Linked DNA regions of Homo sapiens: all the other regions are linked to region 2. A link is a contact called in ENCODE Hi-C or POLR2A ChIA-PET data. All regions are on one chromosome and are shown on one strand. Each heading gives the region's core, a stretch centred on a gene start or an enhancer-like site at or near the end of the contact. The rest is flanking DNA. Distances are from core to core; before and after follow the strand shown. Region 1 holds the start of TDRKH (tudor and KH domain containing). Region 2 holds the start of SEMA6C (semaphorin 6C). Region 3 holds the start of MRPS21 (mitochondrial ribosomal protein S21).

The links. Hi-C counts contacts between places; a loop is a spot of excess contacts on that map. ChIA-PET counts read pairs that join two places held with the same protein, here RNA polymerase II (POLR2A). Pooled maps may share reads with other maps.
Region 1: a loop to region 2 is called in a pooled map, with 5 times the contacts of the local background. The contact joins the promoter of TDRKH here to the promoter of SEMA6C in region 2. A Hi-C loop is called at or near these places in 4 of 50 pooled maps. POLR2A ChIA-PET finds 5 or more read pairs at or near these places in 2 of 52 experiments (OCI-LY7 and activated CD4-positive, alpha-beta T cell).
Region 3: a loop to region 2 is called in a pooled map, with 3 times the contacts of the local background. The contact joins the promoter of MRPS21 here to the promoter of SEMA6C in region 2. A Hi-C loop is called at or near these places in 4 of 50 pooled maps.

What each region holds. Positions count from the first base shown.
Region 1 is chr1:151,789,010-151,792,444 of GRCh38, forward strand. TDRKH (tudor and KH domain containing) reads right to left here and starts at 1,491. Exons shown (of 13, transcript NM_001083965.2): 1 at 1,371-1,491. It overlaps TDRKH-AS1 (TDRKH antisense RNA 1), which reads left to right and starts at 1,740. Exons shown (of 2, transcript NR_146292.1): 1 at 1,740-2,236. RefSeq lists a silencer at 1,176-1,435.
Region 2 is chr1:151,145,361-151,148,746 of GRCh38, forward strand. It overlaps SEMA6C (semaphorin 6C), which reads right to left and starts at 1,271. Exons shown (of 19, transcript NM_030913.6): 1 at 1,073-1,271. It also overlaps a transcript of LYSMD1 not described here. RefSeq lists silencers at 1,019-1,478, 1,689-1,748.
Region 3 is chr1:150,292,363-150,295,788 of GRCh38, forward strand. It overlaps MRPS21 (mitochondrial ribosomal protein S21), which reads left to right and starts at 1,499. Exons shown (of 3, transcript NM_031901.6): 1 at 1,499-1,536; 2 at 1,973-2,087. The coding sequence starts at 2,005. It overlaps LOC105371434 (a long non-coding RNA gene), which reads right to left and starts at 1,458. Exons shown (of 2, transcript XR_922129.4): 1 at 1,270-1,458; 2 at 938-1,135. RefSeq lists an enhancer at 1,787-1,846.

The DNA of each region.
Region 1 (3,435 bases), core at 241-2,740, 640 kb after region 2:
GGTGTCAATGATGGAGATGGAGAACAGATGAATTGGAGAGTTTGTTGTTGTTTATTTAGAGACAGAGCCTTGGTCTGTCACCCAGGATGGAATGCAGTGAATGATAATAGCTCACTGCAGCCTTGAACTCCCGCAGTCGTCCGGCGTAGCTGAGATTATAGGTGCGGTTTTGGCCGACTTCTATTTGAAGCAAAAGGTAAATTTCACTAACTCCTCTTCAAACATTACAAATGAATTTGTGCTAATTGAGTTATCAGCTGATGTCTCAAAAAATGAGACTCTACTTGATCTGTCACTATGGTTTTGTTCACAATTTTCATATCCTTTCAGCTATAAGTTTCTCTTAAAGAGAAATGGAAAATAATATAATGTAAACGGGGATAACTGCATAGTACTGACTGCTAGCTTGTGTTTGATTTTATTACTTAAAAATTGAATGGGAAGGAGGAAAATACTAGAACTTAAGACCACAGTTTCTAGGGGAAGCTAAGAAGAGAAGATGAGGATCATTGTTCAGTGAGGAATGTGGTTAGATAATGGTTTTCAGTGAAAGCTAACTTTGAAATTTCCTGACATTTGTATTGAACAATTGCCAAAAACTATCTGATATGCATCGCTAAGGCTTACTTTATCATTTAAAATGACAGGAGTCAAATAGGATGTGATGAGAAGTCAAATCACATTGTTAGCTCCATGAAAGCATAGATAACTCATTCCAGTATCTCCTAATAACCAGAACCTACAAAGAACCTACAACATGGTGACATGCTTGAATCGAAGCAGCTCAATGTTCTCATCCTTGGTACGTTTATTTTAAATTCACGAGAAAAAAAAAAGTGTCAACCCCTTTCTCTCAAAACAAGGAAAGGGTCTAAAAGTCAGTCTTTGAAATAGGGGTCTCCAGCCAACCCCCACGATGATACCTGGATTAAGGAATGAGGGATACTGGAAAAACAAAAACCCCAATGTATTATTCTGACGACTGTAAACAGCCATCCTATTAGCGATAACTAAAGAAAAAGCTGGGGAAAGTTAAAGGCAAAGTGATATACGGATGGCAGCTCTCAGTCTCAAAAAGGCCCAGTGGAAGAGTCTGAACTGACTCAGGGCAAACACAAACGCTCCCGCACCGGGTCCGTTGTGGCGTAAGCGGGTGACTGGAGCATCTTCCTCAGATACAGTTACGAGTTCCCAGTGGGTCAAGTTGCCCCCGAGCGGCGTCTCACAGCCCAGGGCTCTGACTCCCCCGCTGCGCCCCACATCCTTCCCTCGCCCCGGGGCACGCCAGACCCCTCCCTTCCCTCGCTCCCGCATTTCCGTCTCCTAGTGGCCAGGGCTGCCCATGACCCTGTCTTTCCCACTCCCCAAACCTTCGGTCTCCATCCTCGCCTTTACCGCTGCTCCAGTCAGCCGTCGAGTGCGCCGCCTCGCGCCTCACCCCAGCTGCAGCCACCAGCGCCGCCGCCTCCCACTCACACCACCACAGTGAGCCCCGCCGGCGGCGCTTCAGCCGCCACTTCCCCGCCCCCGCAGCCCGACAGCACCAATCAACACCCTGCTCGCAGTCCGACCAATCGCCTTCTCCCGTCACAACCAATCCTTCCGCGGGCTGCCCCTGAGCGACGTGGCTGCTGCTAGCCGCTGCCCAATTACCCGGATGGAATCCAAAGCAGGCCCACCCTGTCAGCCAATAAGATCCAGGAAAAGCAGATGTTGTTAACTGAGACCGCACCTGCTGAGAATTAAACAGCCAATTACAAGCTTCCCGGCGTCCTCGCAGACCACCTCTAGGCCAATTACCGAGGAGTTTTCTATCTTCTAACCCTTGGAGGAAAATCTGCGCTCCAGCAGCTGGGACCGAGGCATGAGAGCGTTGAATCATGAGTGGCACCGTTCGCAAAAATTGGTGTCTTTGTACAAAGACAGTGCCACAACACAACTCAGTGACCATCGGGAGAGCAGCCTCATGATGGGCGATGCTCCATCAGTTTTCTCTTGCGATCTTTTGCATAGATCGGTCCCGCCCCGCATATGGCGATGAGGACTCAAGAGACACGGAAAACGTTTTCTTTCTGGAAAACATGAAATAGGCTTTGTAGATGGACAGGAAGTCAAGGGACAAGCGGTGCGCCGCAGAGAGCGAGGACCCACTCTTCTATTCCTTTGCGGAGGCACGGACACACGGTGTGGCCCGAAACAGCGGCAGGAGAGTGAGACCCGGGCTCCGACCGCGGTGGTAAGGGGGCGGCGGGCCATAGGGGCGCCAGGGGCCCACCCTTCCCTGGGGATTCGAGGAAACGGGTCGAGGCGACAGCGTGAAGGCCTACGCCGGGGGAGGGGGTGGTGGCGGGGGGCGTTTCTGTGGGGGCGAGGAAGGGAGCGGGTCTCCGCAGGCGGAAGTTTGCTTTGGAAGATTTTATTCCAGACGCTGTCCTGGTCCCTGGACGGTTAGGAACGGTTGGGTCCTGCTACTGCCTCCGTGGGGCAGGGAGCCTCGCGAGACCAGCACTGCGCCCTACTCGGTCCACCCTGTCCCCGCTCCGCGCTAGGGGCTCACCCTGGGAACAGGGGTCGGGCGATCCTGGTCATTGGGGGATCTTCCGCACTAGCTTCCATCACAATACCTGGCAGGTGATGAGCAATAAATATTTGCTGAAAGAACGCAAGGTTGTATCTTTTGTCAATTAGGCAGATGCCTTTGGGCCTCAGGTTTTGCTTTCTATTAATATAAAAATGTGTATGCGTTTTGAATAAGTAATACATTTACATTCTACAAAATTCAGAAGAAACAAGGTTATTATAGTGAATAAATTTTCCTTCCTTCAAGGCAACTAGGGTTACCAGTTTCTTGTGAAAAATTTCACAAGATATTCTATAGTTAACGTGTGTATATGTGTAATATATAAAGTGTATATATATATACACACACATATATTTTTTTAACCCAGTTGATAACATACATACTATTTTGCAACTTTCTTTGATACAGTCTGGAAATGTTTCCGTAGCAGCATATACGTATCTGCCTCATAGTGATAGTTTCATAGTATGCCTGAGGGATATATGAAGATATATTTAACCAGTCCTTTAACATTTGATTGATATGCAAGGATACTTCATTTCCCTCTTGCATATGTGTATGATAAATACTTAGAAATGCAAGTGCCAAGTTAAAGAAATGTGTGCATTGTTTTTTCATTTGGATAGATAAAATTTTGTAAATTCCCTTCCTCCCACAAAGATTTTTATAATTTTAATCCCACCAGCAATTTTTGAAAATGATTTTAGTTAGTATTACCAAATTGCCTTCCCTGGAAATTTTACCAATTTTGTCTCCTGTCAGCAATGTATGAAAAGAACCTGTTTGATAGCACACTGGTGCTGTTAAACTTCCTGATTTTTGACAATCTGATAGTGTAAATGCTATCTCATTGC
Region 2 (3,386 bases), core at 21-2,520:
TCCACCTTCCTCAGAGGGAGCAGGGTCGCGCCAAGGAGCCTGTGGAACCGGAGCTTTCCTTTCTCCAAGCCATTTCCCCCACTCTTAGCTCTTAGCCCCACACTCAGCACCTACCCTCCTTCCCACCCAACCCCCAACCAGGACAATCCAGGTGTCTAAAGCCTCGAAAAGAGGTGGGCCTAGGGCCAGGGGCTCGACCTGTCTCCCCCTCACCGGATCCGGGGCTCCGAGGAGGGGCCGGTAGCAGAGTCTGGGCCGGGACCGGGTCCCAGAGCCACGTTAGCGAGAGGAGGGGCTGGAGGGGCCTGCAGGCGCAGACGAAGAGGGGATAGGAGCGGGGGTTGGGGAGCGGAGGCGGGTCTCCCAGGCCAGGGAAACAGGGCCAGAGGCTGAGAACCGACGAGGGCGGGCCTGAGGCCGGCGCTCAGTGGGGACCGTGGGCTCAGGAGGCAGTTGCCAGCTCGGATGTCCTCCTTGGGAGACCTCAGTCTAACAAAGCCCCGGGCCGAGCGGGCTGAAGGAAGGAGATAGGCGCTGGGACCGATGTTGCTCGAGGGCCCCATTCGCCGCCTCTTTGCACGAGCCAACCCTTCAGAGGGTGCTCAGATTCCGGCTTGCACAAGGACAGAGGAGCACCCGTGACACAAAGTCCGGAACGATGCGTCCCTCTTCCCATCCCTTCAGGGGCGTCAGGAGGGTCTAGTTCTCCGTGGGTCTCGGAGCCCTAGTTTCCTTGCTGGGAAAGCAAGGGGCCAGGTTTTCCACGCTCTCTACGGAGCGCGCCTCAAATAATCCCTTTTCGCGCTTCCCAGTCCAGCGGGATGCGACTCGACGAAAGCCCAATTGAACGAGGTGCCCAGACTCTGCTCTCACCAGTACAGTTACGGGGCTCGGCCACTGTCCCTCCTTCCTCCCTGCACCCCAATTTCGTTGACCCTCTCCGTCAGCCAGGCACACCGGGCGCCGACACCTCCCTGGTCCCCTAGCGCTTCAGAAGCTTGCCCCCCGCCGGCCGCGCCCTCCTGCTCCCTCCCCGCCTCCCCGCAGCCCCTTCCCTGCCCGGGGTACTTGCTCCAGGATTCGGGTCAGCGGGATCGAGATCGCCGCGGGCGGCCAGCGGCCACGCGCTGCGCTGAGTTCGCAATCCGTGGTTGTGCTCAGGCGAGATGCGATGAGCGTCCGAATTGGATGGTGCTTGAATTTGGGTTCCAGGGCGCTGTCGGGAGAGCCCTGGGTCCAAGTCCAGCCGCGGATCCGCGGAGGAAAACAATGCGACCGCCCGGGGCTCTGGGCTCGGCCCCAGTGGCCCCGCCCGCCTCCCAGCCGGGCCCACCTCCTGCCCGCCTTTGGGTCGCCGCGACTAATCCCGCCCTCGGAGGGCGGCTAGACACCGCCTTCTCGTCACCTCTCCGCCAATAGTGCTGCCCGGGGAGGGGCGCCAGGAGCACCGTCCACCCAGAGGGCCAGGCCGGGAGGCTGAACTGGAGACCAGAGACAGACGCGAGATGGAGAGACCCACGGACAGTCGCCGACACCGGGCAGAGGAAGAAATACATACAGAAGCAGAGACAGGCTGGCACAGGAGAGGCTCTGGGGAGAAATTTCCCAAGAGAGGAAGAGGAGCTGGGAGGAGAAACAGACAGGAAACCTGGGAGCCTCGCGGGGCTGGGCTGGGCTGTCAGAGCCTGCGCGATCCGTCCTCCCTTCCCCTCCTATACGGCTTGGGCGACCTTGCTCCCGAGGGCGCATCCCGCATCTCCCTGACTCTGCCCCCAACTCTCTGTTGCTCCTCTCTATGCGTTGTCCCTCTGTCTCCTTATTTCTCCCCGTAGGCCTCCTCTGGTTCGTCCTGACCCGGATAAGGAGGCCTAGCATGCGCGTGGGGGCTGGAGGCCTGGGAAAGGAAAGGAAGGTGTCAGCAGGAGGTTTCCCTTGTTTCCATGATCTCCTCCCCTCCCACCTCTACAAAGCAGCATGAGTTTGGGCCACTATGGCAAGAACTAGCTAGCAGTCAGGCTGTTGGGTAATGGAAGAGGGCAGGTGAGAGAGGCTGAAGCCAAAACAGATGTGGAAATCAAGACTAACTGACTCAGAGAAAGGCACAAAGAGTAGCAACGCTAAGACTTGATAAAGTAACCCACACAGCCTTCCTGCCCCACAGACATACGTCCCACCTTTCCTCAGAGGACCGTGACATCCCTCCAAACAGCAAAACTGCCCCTTCTCCCTCCCCACCCTTCATAAAGCCCCTGGGAATGTCAGTGAGGAGGAAGAATAAACTACTACAGACAGGATTGCTTGGTACCTTGGTATTGCCTGGTAGGATTCTTCTCTATGTGGGGCTGGGACAAAAGACATTCTCAAAATTCTCCAGGAAAGTGGGTGGCCTGGGAGACACTGGCATTCTCAGATAGTTTTATCTGACTGAACACTTCTACCCACATCTTGGACTCTGGACTAGAGGAAAGGAGGGGGAAGGGGTTTGCCACTTTAGGCCAGCCTTAACTGGACTGTGATCAGGGAGGGGAGTATCAACAACTAGGCTAAGCCCCACAGCGAGTACACAAGAGACCTAAACATACACACACATGTGCACACGCACATACAGAGAAAGAGAGAGACAGAGAGACAGATTTAAGGCCAGGTGAACCAGTAAGATGAACAGTAACTCAGTAAAGTCAGATCTAAAAAAAATAGAAGAAGATAAACAGGGACAATATCTACACAGAATTAACGGCCGAGGGATCTTGGGTCCAAGGCAATTCAACAAACTGTCAGACAGTTGGGGTTGTTTTAAAGGCTGGAAAGAAATTTTCAGAGAAAGACACCTCAAAATACAGAGGCACTGAGAGGTTAAAAGAAATCTCCTCAGCTCCTAGCACAGGGTTTAGGTACTCAGATACATGCTTATGGAATAGATTAGTGAGTGGGGATTAAGGTGTAATTCATTTAAAGTTTTAGGACCCAGCTCAAATCTCAGTTCAATCCAGTAAGTATTAAACACTTACTTGAGACACAATCTACTACACAATCCACTGTGGGTTGTGGTTCCAGACTTTAAGAAAATGATAATATATTTGAATTAAAATAAGATTTGCACATACTAAACTATTAAAAAGTCTAAACTATTAAAAAGACAGTACTAAATATTAAATATTTAATAGTACTAAACTATTAAAAAGACAACACCAAGTCTCAAAAGAAAAGCTACATTGAACATAAATTTCCAAATGTGCAAAGAAGACAATAAATATTCTCCGAAGACTGCACAGAAAGATGCTGGATACATTTTATCATGAAGGACAGGAAAACTTTGGTGGGAGTTGGCTTGGTGCAAAAGAAGAAAATGTTCCCGAGGGACACAGCTTCAGCAAAAGCTTTTACTT
Region 3 (3,426 bases), core at 249-2,748, 850 kb before region 2:
AGGCATGTGGCACCACGCCTGGCTAATTTTGTATTTTTAGTAGAGACAGGGTTTCACCATGTTGGCCAGGCTGGTCTCAAACTCCTGACCTCAGGTGATCTACCCGCCTCAGCCTCCCAAAGTGCTGGGATTACAGGCGTGCGCCACCGCGCCTGGCCCTATTTATTTATTTATTCATTTTTAATTTTTTGAGACAGGGTCTCACTCTATTGCCCAGGCCAGGGTGCAGTGGTGTGATCAAAGCTCGCTGCAGCCTTGACCTTCCAGGCTCAGGTGATCCTCCCCCTCAGCCTCCCAAGTAGCTAGGACAACAGGCCATGCCACTACACCCGGCTAATTTCTATATTTTTTGTAAAGACGGAGTTTTGCTTTGTTGCCCAGGCTGGTCTCGAACTTCTGGGCTCAAGTGATCCGCCTGCCTTGGCCTCCCAAAGTGCTGGGATTACAGGTGTGAGCCACCGCGTCCAGCCCATATAATTTATTTTGCATTTATTATATACTACTTTGTTTTAGTATCTTTTATGTGGTCCTAGTGGTCCAGGAGGCACTAGAGTGGTATCAACAGTATCTGACACAGAGTAGTCATTCAGTGAAAGTTTGTTGACAAGCATAATAATGTCCCAATCTAGTTCTATTTCGTTACTTTGGACCTGGCTTACTCTGAGGTGGGCTTAAGTGTTAGTGTAAGTTATTAGCATCAACTGATGATGCACACGTCTGTGTCTGTGTCTGTGTGTGTGTGTGTGTGCGTGAGCGTGCGCGCGCACTCTCTCTCTAAGGGAGGTACGTTTTCCTACAGCCATTAGATGTTAACTTACGTGAATAACCATAAATGGATATGTACAGGTAGCATACAAATAGGAGGACGGGTGTCTCCACAGCGAAGAAGAAATTTAAAAGGAGGTTTTTCAGTAGGTCTCATTAGCACGAAAAGGCATAGAAGCTGACATAATTTTTTATTCTAAACCCTGCAGGTGTTTCCCATATATCTTTATTGATTTCACTTTATGTAGTTAAATTAGTGGGAAGATGATATAGGAAACTCACAGTATGTTTATTTCTTTTCCTTAGCACTTAGGCAGATGACGTGTATGAATCAATCTATTTTTCGTCCGGAGAGCAGATCTCAAAGAGTCTGTCCTTTCCAAAGAGAAAACAGGAAGCATCCTCAGGAAGCGCCTACTTCTCTTGTTTTCCATCGAGAAAGAGAAATGGCTCAAATATTTATCAAGGATTTCACAGGATTAAGGGGTATGAAATTGGGCTGACCTTCTCAGAGGCCGAAGGACTTCGACTCCATGAGAGGGCGAGAAACGTGTTTCGGGGGAATTTAAGTCAATGAGTATTTTGCTTTGTCAGGTGTAGAGTCCAGGCCCGGGGAAGAGAGGCAGTCAACAGAGGCCAGAAAGGACGTTGCTATGGTTTCCACGCACGTTGTCTCCCTCGGCCTGTTTCTTTGCGCGGCGCTGGCGATTCCGTAATTTCCGCTTCCGGTAGTGAGAACCCTTCCGGTGGGCTAGGTACTGAGCGCGCGAGGTGAGGAGTTGTGCAGGGTTTGGGGAAAGGAAGGCTGGCTTGGCGAGAGGGCAGGTTTGCGGGCTTTCGCCCCCTTTTCCAAAGACCAACAAAGAGTCCTTCCCCAACTCCCAACTCAACCCCTTTTGGAACTATGTGTGGTGGTTGGGACCCTGTGGCGCATCCTTGTCGCTCGTGTCCTTCTCATGCCCGGCGACGCGTCTTTGTGGTAACGCCCTGCTGCCATCTCTTTTCTTCTCTATGCGAGGATTTGGACTGGCAGTGAGAATAAGAGACAACGATTCACGTCTACTTTCTAGGATGACTTCCATGTGCTCCATCTCGCGCGTCCCTGAGCATGTTGAATTTCCAAATCCTAAATAAGCCGCGCGGTGTAGTTTGTATTATGTTGCGTTTCTCTTTCTGCTTTCCTCGCCCTTTCTCCATCATCCTTTAGGCTCTACAGAGTGAAGGTTTAAATCCAAGGTCATGGCAAAACATCTGAAGTTCATCGCCAGGACTGTGATGGTACAGGAAGGGAACGTGGAAAGCGCATACAGGACCCTAAACAGGTAACTGTTAAGGGACCAGAATCATGCCTAGACTCTCTGGGAAGTGCGGTGGTTATTCTCTCCCTTCCCCTTTCGTTGATTGTTCTCAAAACAGTGCCAGCCCAGGTGTTCACAGTCTCTTAAAACGTCTCAGCCCCTCAGTTTATTATCTTAAAAATGAAGTTCTGGGCCGGGCGCGGTGGCTCACGCCTGTAATCCCAGCACTTTGGGAGGCCGAGGCGGGTGGATCACATGCGGTCAGGAGTTTCAGACCAGCCTGGCCAACATGGTGAAACCGTGTCTCTACTAAAAATACAAAAATTAGCCGGGCGTGGTGGCAAACGCCTGTAATCTCAGCTACTCGAGAGCTGAGGCAGGAGAATCGCTTGAACCCGGGAGGCAGAGGTTGTAGTGAGCCAAGATCGAGCCACTTGCACTCCAGCCTGGGCAAGAGTGAGACTCTATCTCAAAAAAAAAGAAAAAAAGTTCTTCCTCAAACCTAACTGTATGAATTGTATTCAACAAGTAATCACCCCCCGCACCTCCCCGCTTTTAATTTTAATTTTAATTTTTTTTTTTTTTTTTGAGGCAGAGTCTCGCTCTGTCACCCAGGCTGGAGTGCAGCGGCACGATCTCGGCTCACTGCAAGCTCCGCTTCCTGGGTTCACGCCATTCTCCTGCCTCAGCCTCCTGAGCAGCCAGTACTACAGGCTCCCGCCACCACGCCCGGTTAATTTTTGTATTTATAGTAGAGATGGGGTTTCACCGTGTTGGCCAGGATGGTCTTGATCTCCTGACCTCAAGTGATCTGCCTGCCTCTGCCTCCCAAAGTGCTAGGATTACAGGCGTAAGCCACAGCGCCCGGCCCCGCTTTTTAAAAATTGAGACAGGGTCTTGCTGTGTCACTCAACAATCCTCCTGCCTCAGTCTCCTGACTAGCTGGGTCTAGTGACGCACGCCACCACCGCAGTTAATTTTTGTATTTTCTGTACAGAGGGAGTCTCGCCATGTTGCCCAAGCGTAATGACTCCTTTTATGAGGAACCTGAATTCTTTAGAAGACTTAAAAAAGAGCCCAAATGGAAAATCAAGATGTGAAGTTGCTAGGAAGCGGGAACGTAGTATGATAAATAGAAAGCTGAGGGAGTGATTGGTGTGGGACAAAGCTAAAGGAAAAGGTGAATTCAGATTGGCATCCTAGAGAAGCAGGCAAAAGATGGGAAAGCTCACTGGGTGGGATGACTCACACCTGTAATCCTAGCACTTTGGGAAGCCTAGTGGGGAGGATTGCTTGTTGCCAAGAGTTCAAGACCAATCTGGTAAACATAGCAAGACCCCATTTCTAAAAATATTAAGAAGAA